3 separate regions of the Homo sapiens genome follow, and all the other regions are linked to region 3. Evidence: chromatin contacts called from ENCODE Hi-C or POLR2A ChIA-PET data. All regions are on one chromosome and are shown on one strand. Each heading gives the region's core, a stretch centred on a gene start or an enhancer-like site at or near the end of the contact. The rest is flanking DNA. Distances are from core to core; before and after follow the strand shown. Region 1 has its middle 19 kb from the start of FOXO3. Region 2 holds the start of MICAL1 (microtubule associated monooxygenase, calponin and LIM domain containing 1). Region 3 overlaps SESN1 (sestrin 1).

The links. Hi-C counts contacts between places; a loop is a spot of excess contacts on that map. ChIA-PET counts read pairs that join two places held with the same protein, here RNA polymerase II (POLR2A). Pooled maps may share reads with other maps.
Region 1: a loop to region 3 is called in a map of transverse colon, with 4 times the contacts of the local background. The contact joins two enhancer-like sites. A Hi-C loop is called at or near these places in 27 of 168 maps with a recorded cell type or tissue (B cell, CD4-positive, alpha-beta T cell, CD4-positive, alpha-beta memory T cell and 19 more), 19 of 37 single-sample maps with no recorded cell type and 36 of 50 pooled maps. POLR2A ChIA-PET finds 5 or more read pairs at or near these places in 12 of 52 experiments (CD4-positive, alpha-beta T cell, CD4-positive, alpha-beta memory T cell, CD8-positive, alpha-beta memory T cell and 9 more).
Region 2: a loop to region 3 is called in a map of CD8-positive, alpha-beta T cell, with 2.8 times the contacts of the local background. The contact joins the promoter of MICAL1 here to the enhancer-like site in region 3. A Hi-C loop is called at or near these places in 3 of 168 maps with a recorded cell type or tissue (CD8-positive, alpha-beta T cell and naive thymus-derived CD4-positive, alpha-beta T cell) and 13 of 50 pooled maps. POLR2A ChIA-PET finds 5 or more read pairs at or near these places in 1 of 52 experiments (CD4-positive, alpha-beta memory T cell).

Annotation. Positions count from the first base shown.
Region 1 is chr6:108,540,463-108,543,468 of GRCh38, forward strand. No RefSeq gene overlaps it. Among named protein-coding and RNA genes, the nearest start is that of FOXO3, 19 kb to the right of the region's middle. Within about 2 kb of position 1,754, at least 2 of the 41 ENCODE cell types and tissues checked have a DNase peak (open chromatin) inside an H3K27ac peak, as active enhancers do; they include gastrocnemius medialis, where a contact is called at or near this core.
Region 2 is chr6:109,454,339-109,457,327 of GRCh38, forward strand. MICAL1 (microtubule associated monooxygenase, calponin and LIM domain containing 1) reads right to left here and starts at 1,434. Exons shown (of 25, transcript NM_022765.4): 1 at 1,381-1,434. RefSeq lists enhancers at 26-75, 306-355, 438-946 and silencers at 506-845, 1,206-2,055.
Region 3 is chr6:109,000,972-109,004,081 of GRCh38, forward strand. It overlaps SESN1 (sestrin 1), which reads right to left. Exons shown (of 10, transcript NM_014454.3): 2 at 1,307-1,372; 3 at 317-517. It also overlaps a transcript of ARMC2 not described here. Among named protein-coding and RNA genes, the nearest start is that of ARMC2-AS1, 78 kb to the left of the region's middle. Within about 2 kb of position 1,257, at least 7 of the 41 ENCODE cell types and tissues checked have a DNase peak (open chromatin) inside an H3K27ac peak, as active enhancers do; they include gastrocnemius medialis, where a contact is called at or near this core.

The sequences.
Region 1 (3,006 bases), core at 504-3,003, 460 kb before region 3:
TGGGCATCTGTAATCCTGTAATCTCAGTACTATGGGGAGCTGAGGCAGGAGGATCACTTGAGCCCAGGAGTTCAAGACCAGCCTGCACAACATACAGAGACCTCCATTTCTACAAAAAAAAATATATTTTTTAAATTAGCTGGGCATGGTGGCATGTGCCTGTATTCCCAGCTGCTCTGGAGGCTGAGGTAGGAGGATTCCTCGAGCCTGGGAGGTCAAGGCTGCAGTGAGCTGTTATTGTGCCACTGCACTCCAGCCTGGGCAACAGAACAAGTCCTTGCCTCAAAAAATAAAATAAAATAATTTAAAAAATAGAATAGAAGACTCAATATAGCAGAGATGACAATTCCAAAATTGATATATAAAATTAATGCAATTCCTATCAAAATCCCAGCAAGATTGTTTATATATCTGGACAAGATTATTATAAAATTTACATAGTTGGGAGGCCAAGGTGGGAGGATCATTTGAAGCCAGGAGTTTGAGACTAGCTTGGACAACTTAGTAAGACCCCCATCTCTACAAAATTTTTTTTTAAAATTAGTCTACCATATTGGCACATGCCTGCAGTCCCAGCTCCTCGGGAGGCTGAGGGAGGAGGATCACTTGAGCCTGGGTGTTTGAGGCTGCGCTGAGCTATAATCATGAAGCTGTACTTCAGCCTGAGTAACAGAGCAAGATGCCATCTTAAAAGAAAAATAAAAATTATATAGAAAAGCAAACAAAAAGCTAAAAAAGGTAAAACTATTGAAAAATAAAAATAAAGTGAGAGTAATCACTCTACCCAATTTTAAGACTTATAACTATAGTAATCAAGACTGTGTGGTTTTGGTGAAGGGATGGTCACAGAGATTAATGGAGCAGAATAGAGAACTGGAAAATAGACCTACACAGATATGTCCAACTGATTTTTAGAAAGTTGTAAAAGCAGTTCAATAGGAGAAGGATAGGCTTTTCAACAAGTGGTGCTGGGACAACTGGATAAACATAGCTATCAACAAAAAGTAAACAAATCTCTACCTGGAACTCATATCTCATACAGAATTTAACTTAAAAATCAATCACATACTTAAATGTAAAGTGTAATTGTTGAGGAAAAAATAGAAGAATATATTCAGGATCTATGACTAGGCAAAGAGTTCTTAGACTTGACATTTAAAACACAACCCATACAAGGAAAAACTGATTAATTGGACTTTATCAAAATGAAAAAGTGCCCTGTGAAAGACTGCTGTGTGTTGAAACAGTACCTTGCTTTTCACGATAATAAAATACCGTCTAAAATGAATGTTGATAAACTACTCTAGAGCAGTGGATCTTTTAAGTGCCCACTTTGCAGACCAACCCTTAGCGCAGTGTCCAACAGCCAGTATAGGCACTCCACAAAATGTCAATGCAACTGAATGGCTTGTCTCCACCACACGCTGACGGTTCTCTGTAGCTGAATGGAGGGTGAGGGGACCTAAGGAAGAACATACAATGAAAGCCACAGGTACATGCCTTTTACATTTTCTCTCCTCCTTTTCCTCCTCTTTCTCCTCCCTCTCCCTCCTTCTCTCTTTTCCCTTTCCTCTCTCCCCTCTCCCTTTATCTTCACCTTTCTCCCTTTCCTCCTTCCCTCATCAAACCTCAGAAGATCACGGAGCATGGGAGTTTGAAGTAAGGAGTACAGGAAATGAAGATTGAAATTTGCATGTATGCTCAGCTCACAGCCACCAGATGGCGGGAGGAGATCAGGAAATTCAGGCAAAGCCCTTCTGCTCCAACTTAAAGAAACCACAACCAGCCAGCACCTGGCCAGCTTGCTTTTCTGGGTAAGTGACTATGTACAGAAATACTTTTTGTTTTCCATAACTCTCTGTAAAGCAATACCAGGTGCTGGCCAAAGCAAGTAGATGCTGTGTAATTTGATAGTGAATGTACCCATAGGAAGGGACAGTGTGTTTCTGCTTCTCCTTCCCTCTGCCTTTTCTTTCTGCATCTGCAAAATAGGGGTTCTGGTTGTGACCTGCCTCACTGTGATAAGTCCGCTGAGAGATAAAATGAGCAAAGTGCCCTGTGTGCCACAGATGACAGATGTTTTTCTAGGAAGAATGGCATCAGTGCACCATGTGTGTCTGACCACCACCACCCACAAGGAACACATGAAGTGCCCTGGTACTGTGGTAGCTGTGAACCTTGGGGTGATCTCTAAACATGCTTCCAATCCTGATGTCATTCTTTAGCTAAGTAAGACAATGACACCCACTGAGTTACACTCACCAGAAAAAGTTGCCCCATGACAGGTACCAGAGTCAACGGAGAAAGATATTTTCTTGGTAAGAATGGTTCTGGGAGGGACAGATTTGGAGCCAGGAGCTGTAGGTGAGATTTCAGCCTTGCTCTAACCAAGTCTGACCCTCCAGCCTCGCTCTCCCACCTGCAAATGAGAGTGATGCCTGTCCCTTAGCAGAGATGATGTGGAAGCACTCATTCTGACCTGAATAGACTTGGTATATATACCATGTGTGGAAGTTAGAGATGTTTCCTCCTCATTCTTCGTGTTGAATTTCACCCTTTTCTGAGGATATCTGAGTCTCTGCACTAAGGAGAGGTGGAGTCCACAGGCTGAGAGGTGCCTCACCATACTAGAAGCATGCCGAGTAGGCACTGTCTCAGGCCAGCTGGTTGACCAGTTTTGGCTTCTTTCTCCTTCTAGTGGGTAACTTCATCCTGTTTTACAAATATCATGGTTATTTCTTGGCATATTAAGCCGTGAGATGAGCCATGTAACTGGAGTCAATGTATGTTTTCATTTTAATCAGAAAATTCTTGAGACTTCACCAAAGGTCTTTCTGTTCCCATACTGTCCCTCCAAATATCTTACACATGGCAGATAGGAGGTAAGATTAAAAACAAACGGTAGGAGATGCTACAGTTACTATGATGAAAGCCCTTGGAGCAGGCGGCAGAGTGCTCAGGCCTCGAATGGGAGTCAAGGGATCTGGTTCTCCAGGTGCAGTCAGG
Region 2 (2,989 bases), core at 184-2,683, 450 kb after region 3:
GATTCACCAGTGATTGGCTCTGCTCCTCCCAGCCCATTCCCCTGCCAGCATCTGCTCCAGAGACAGCTGCTATCCAGTCCACTCCAAGTGAAATTTGCCAAATTTGGAAGTGAAAAACATTAGTCTTGGGCACAGAGGGCACATGGGACACCAGGGGAGCCTCCAGTTCAGCCTCCCTGTCCAGGGATCTCCAAGCCCTGGGGTAGGAATTCTTAGCCTGCCTTCCTTAGGCCTTGGAATCAGGGTGTGCGGGGATTTCTTAGATGTGGAGAGGACAGAGCTGCCTTTGCATGCAACACAGGGACAGATCTGATACCCACAACCCCAGCTGCTGAGCATACATCCTGCCCCATCTCCCTCCAAGCGTCCCTGTGCCGGCGCCCCTTGATGGCCTCAGTGCCACGCTGTGTCTGAGAAGTGTCTCATGGCAAGGGCAAAGTTTTCCTCAGCACTCGTGCTTGCCTCCTGACAGAGAAACAGCCTCTGTCCGCGTAGGTTCCACTTCCCTCCACCAAACTGCCTCAACAAACGGCGGGAGGATGTTGCGACTGACTGGGGAACGGAGGCCTGGGTCTATTTCTGACGCACTGTGGTCAAAACACTTCCTCTGTGAATGTGCCCTACTCCAGGGGGCCGTGGGTAGGGCTGGGGGTCGACCGCAGCCGGGTGCGCCCCTCCCAGGTTCCCCCCTCCCTGATCGACCCCTACCCCGCCCCGCCCCCTGTGCGCCCGGGCGCGCTCTCCCAGGAATCTCCGGAGACAAAGCCTCGCTTTGTCGCCCCCTCCCACGCCACCTGAAGGGTGCCCGAGGGGGTTTCTCACGCGGGGCCCAGAAGGTATCAGAGGGTATGGAGGAGGCGGGTGTCCACGGCAGCGTTAGGGAGGGTGAATGGCAGCAGTGGGGGCAGGTCCCTGAGGCTCAGGCCCCTCCACCATCCAGCTGCCCCTCCGTTCCCAGCCCGCCGCGCCGAGACAGGAGATGAAAGCCTCCCGCTGCGGGTGGCCCGGACGAGGGCAGACGGAATCTCATGACGGAAGGGCAAAGATCTTTCTTGGGGGTGGAGGGTGGAAGGAGGAAGACCTCGGCGAAAGGGGAGAAAGGAGCGACCCAGCCTGGAAACGCCAGGACAAAGGCTGTGAGAGGGGTGGAGCGGTCTGAAAGGATGGAGAGGGAGCTGGACCGCGGGCGGCAGCGGTGGGGGTCCCCGACACTGGACGGCAAAGTCCGGACGCGGCGTGAGCAGGGCTGGGCTGAGGGAAGACCTGCCTGACCTGCCAGGCGTGGTTCCCGAGCGACCGCAGCTGCGTTTCCCCGGAAGCGCACCCCACCTCACCCCACCCGGCCGCGGGGCTCGCAGCCGGCTCCGCTGGACGACTTACCGGCGGCTCCGAAGCCGGGAGGGGCCGCTTCCTGTTGGGCTGGCAACCAGGTCTGAGCGGGTGGGAGGGCGGGGGCGGGGGCGGGGGCGGAAACGCCGAGATCGGGCGGGGATGCTGGGATGCGGGGCGGCCCGGGGCGTGCGCCTGGAGTCGCGCGGAGTGTGGGCTTCCGCGAGGGGCGCGGGGCGCCGCCCGGGCTTTATTCGCGACTCATTAGCATCTCATTACTTCTGGATCCCTCTACCGCCTCCAGCGGGGACAGTCTTGGGCCCGCCCATGCCTGCAGGGTGGCGCCCGAGGGCGTGGCGCTGCGGACACCCCGTTCCGCTCTGGGGCCTCTGGGTGGGTCTGGCCTGTTGGGGGCTGAGGAGCTCGAGGGTCAGGGCGCCCAGTGCTGGACCGCGCACCCTCGGCCTGGGCTCCTTGCCGGTGCTTGCGCGTGCAAGGCTAGCTCTTTCCCCGCCGCAAGGCGAGGACCACCCGCCCCCGCCGCGGTCCCAGGTCCGCTGGCAGCCTCCCAGCGCCGGGCCGAGAGGGCGCTCAGGCTCCTCAAGAGGTTTGGAAAAGCCGGCGGGTCCGAGGGTGGCGCCGGAACGTCTGCGCTCTCCTCCGGTCTCCCACCTGGAGATCCACGGCCCGGGCGCCCCAGGATGGATCCAAGCGCAGAGTGCGCCTCCTGTGACAGAGGTCGACCCCTAAGCCCGGGCCGAGGGCAAAGGGCGCGGATTAAAGTCCTGGAAACTCAGCAATCTGCAGCTTCCAAATGGATATGAGAAGTGAGAGGGAAGGGGATGGCGGGGCGGGTTAGACCACCACTAAGAGATGGGGAATGGGAGGGGTGTGTGGAAGAGAGACCAAGTCTTCAAAGAATGCCTTAGAGTGAGGACCCACGGGACTGTCTGCTGAAAAGGGCTGGAGAGGCCTTTGGGATCAGCTTCGTCGTATTCCCGATAAGGAACAGCGCCTAAAGTGAAGGGACGCGTCCAGTCTTTTAGCTAGTTAATATTAAAAAACATCGTCTCATTTATTGACCGTCATCCTATGAGTATTACCTCAACATCAGTGCTTGCAACAGTCCCATTTTACCAAAAAGGAAACTGAGTCACAGATGTTCTGTGATCTGCACACAGCAAGTGGCAGAGCTGTTTGGGGGCCCAGGTCTGTCGGCTCCACCACCCCAGGGTTGACCCAAAATGACGCATGAAAGGCTGGCATTATAAGATGCTGTTTCTTGTTTAGACGAAGTGATACTGTTACACTGGAAGCACTAATAAAACCCAGGTATAAATAAGAGGGTTGCTGTCCTTGAGATCCAGAGACCATAAAGAGCTGGGAGGGAATAGGGCCTCTCCCTTTATTCTCATTTTGCATTTCATCTGGAAAATATCTGAGACCCAGTAAGACCTGAACACTCACTGTTCCCAGCTCGAGCTGAGAAGCAGGCAGTGGGACGAAAGCAAGGGGAAATGCCTGTTCTCTGCCAGGAGAGGCGAGGGAATTCAGCCAGGTCACGCTCAGAAAACTAGGGCAGCCTCTCAGTTGGGCCCATCCTAGCTTTTGAGTGTGACACGTCATTTGGCTTGAAATGAATTTGCCGAATATCAGACAC
Region 3 (3,110 bases), core at 7-2,506:
AATAATGGAATATTATTTACATCTTGAACAGGAAGCACCACTTATGTCAATGTGAACTATTTATAATAATGAAACAGAACTTGTGTTCTACTTATTTAATGAAGAATGGTTCTCAGCAATGTATAAATACTTGCTTCTTTTTCTGTTATACTTGAGAGCGTACTTATTTAAAAATAGGAAAAACAGAGACTGTGCAACAGGAATCATATTATATATCATAATCTAAGTATTTATCCCTGTGTTTAAAGCATTAACTGTCTCTTAAAGAGATTAATAAAAATAGGCAAAAACAATTTTTCACTGAATGTTTACAAACCATTATTCCAATGTAGTGACGATAATGTAGGGGTAACGGCCCATCCATTTGCAGTAGATAGTGCTGAGTTTTTAAGAAACTTTCTAAATATTGTGGGTGGAAAACCATCACTAACGTAATGTTATCCAAACGGCCCAAAGCAGCAAAAGAATCTGCAAATAAAGCATGCATCTGTGCGTCTTCACTCCCCACTTGGAGGATCTGTATAAATGAGAAAAACCATGGTTACTGAAATGGTAAATTGGTGTTAAGGGAAGAAAATATACATGCGCTACACTCTAAGTATCATTTAGAAGCAGATTAAATCTGGCTTAAGAAAGAGGGGTTACAAATTTAAACTCAACTGGTTGAAAGATACAGAAGAATAAACAGTTACATATTATATAGTAGGGGATAAACAACAAAGGCTGAACATTAAAGGCCATCTAGATAGGCTGCTTGCAGAGTTGGCCAGAATCCAGATAAAGAAGCAGATTTAGATTATCAAATTTGCAGAGCTTGCAAACAGACACTAAAGCCTTTCTTTACAAAACCGCCTACTCTCACTCAATTTAAGGAGAACTAAAATTAACTAATAGCATACACTTCTTATGAAAATAAAGCATAGATGCTTTTATACATATATAGAATTAAAGATCCAATCTAGCACTGATATCAGCCTGTGGAGACAGTCAAGACTAAGTAACTCAGGTTATGGGCACACCTAAACAACATCTAAATATAAGCAGATGTTGTATCACTGGTCAAAAACAAATCTTGGCTTTACTTGATTAAATATGGGTGTTAAAAACACATCATGAAATACTAGAAATCAACACAAGTACAACAGCTTTTTATTCCCACAGATTCACTGCCAAAGAATGATTAACTGCAACCAACTCTGACTAAAACATGTTGTTGACCAACAGTTCTTCAGATGCCAACATGTGGGTCATGAAAGCTCTTCCTTAAAAGCATACAGTTCACTATGTACTTTCACAAACAACGTACCTCCTTTTCTGGGATGAATCTGCTTGGTCCCTGTCCTAGTGGTCGAGGAATTCTAATGCCAAGTTCCTAGAAAAGAAAATTACACCATCTCAGGCCTTTGGCAGTAAACAAAATGAACTGAGGCTAAAGGAATGGGAGGGAAAAACAACCAGTCGAACAGAGACAGGCTTGTTTTGATGGTTTGTTTTCATGGCTGTATATACATACCAACTCTTCTGTTAGCATTACATAGCTAACAACAGCTTATAATACAACTCTGATTAAAAACAATAAAACCTGTTTCACTAAAACCAGAGTTTTGCATAAAGTACTTGGCAGAAAGTCTAGAACAGAAAGTTCAGCACATAGCAGCCAACCCTGTGGATCATCAGTGATACAAAATAAGACCAGTGTGTTTGTACATCTAAAACTCAACCAACCCAAATATCAATCCCTGTGCATCGTCAGAAAATGAAAAAGCAGTACTTCCACCTAGGTGTCTTAAACTAGAAAAAGTGTAATTATTATTACATCTAAAACAACACCTCACGGTTAGAATGTAAATTTATGAAAAATAAAAACTAAATTCACAAGAGACAGCACTACAGGGCATGTTTTCTCTGCAGTTAAATAATTTTAGAGAAACTCATTTTGTTTGTAAGTTTGCCTTAAATTAAGTTTTTTTTTATTTACAGGATGTCATCAATCTTGCCCATATTATATTTTAGAGAAGCTCAAATAATTGAGAAATAGTTTTCTGACATTTGACACAGTGACTCTAGAATCCTGTACCTTATGTGATGGTGTAGTATGGTTAACAAGAACTGAAAATCTGTTAGGGTTTCCTTTCCCTCCCTCACCCTCCCCATATAGTGTGTTTACAGAAACAAAACTAAAATAATATATTTCAACTTTTTGTTGTTTTGAGGCCTATGTCCTATCTAGTGTCATTTAAAAATTTTTTTTAGAATTTATACAATTAAAGATTAACCCCTTCACTCATATATATTATATATATAATTAAATACTCATATAATTCTACTCTCTCCTTACTGCTTTTAAAGTTCTTCATGATATAAACCAGATATTTTCCTTTTAAAGAAAAAAAGTGGGGATGGGGTGGGGGTGGGTGCACAGAGAGAAGGACATGTGTCAGCAATCCAAGAAATCTGGTCCCAGCAAATGAAAGTCTTTAAAGCAGAACAGGCTTTTAAAAATTAAGCAGGAAGGACAAAAGTGAAGGTAATCTTTATTAGGAGACATCAAGATTCAAAGTAGTTTATATTTGCCAACAGAATTCATAAAATAATATTTAAATAAAATAATCTTATACTGGAGGTTGGTGACTTCTCCCTGGTTAGTCCATCCTTACACTGAAGATAGTAATGCTTTAACATTATACCCTTCATTAGAGGAGGCACTTAATTCACTGGTCTGGCCACGTGTGTGTCTCAATTTTAACATCCTGTAATGAATGCCAGAGGACATCCCTGTTATTCAATATATAATTTTGGCACCAATAGCAGCCATTTATATACAATGATGACTCTTAGCTTTTCTAACTGCTGAATTTCTCATCCAATTACATACATTTGAAACAATACCTATTGGACAAAACTAAGGCTAAAATTAACATTTATCCCCTCTAATTTCTTTAATCTTGAAAACTGTCTTACTTAAACAAAATGTATTTTAGGAAAATGCCTGTTTCAAGGGTTTATTACTGTTTTATAACTAAGAGACTTGGGACTTTAGTATACGAAAAGGTGTCATTTCAAATGGGGGAAAATGAATTATTCAACAAATGATCTTGGGACAACTGGAT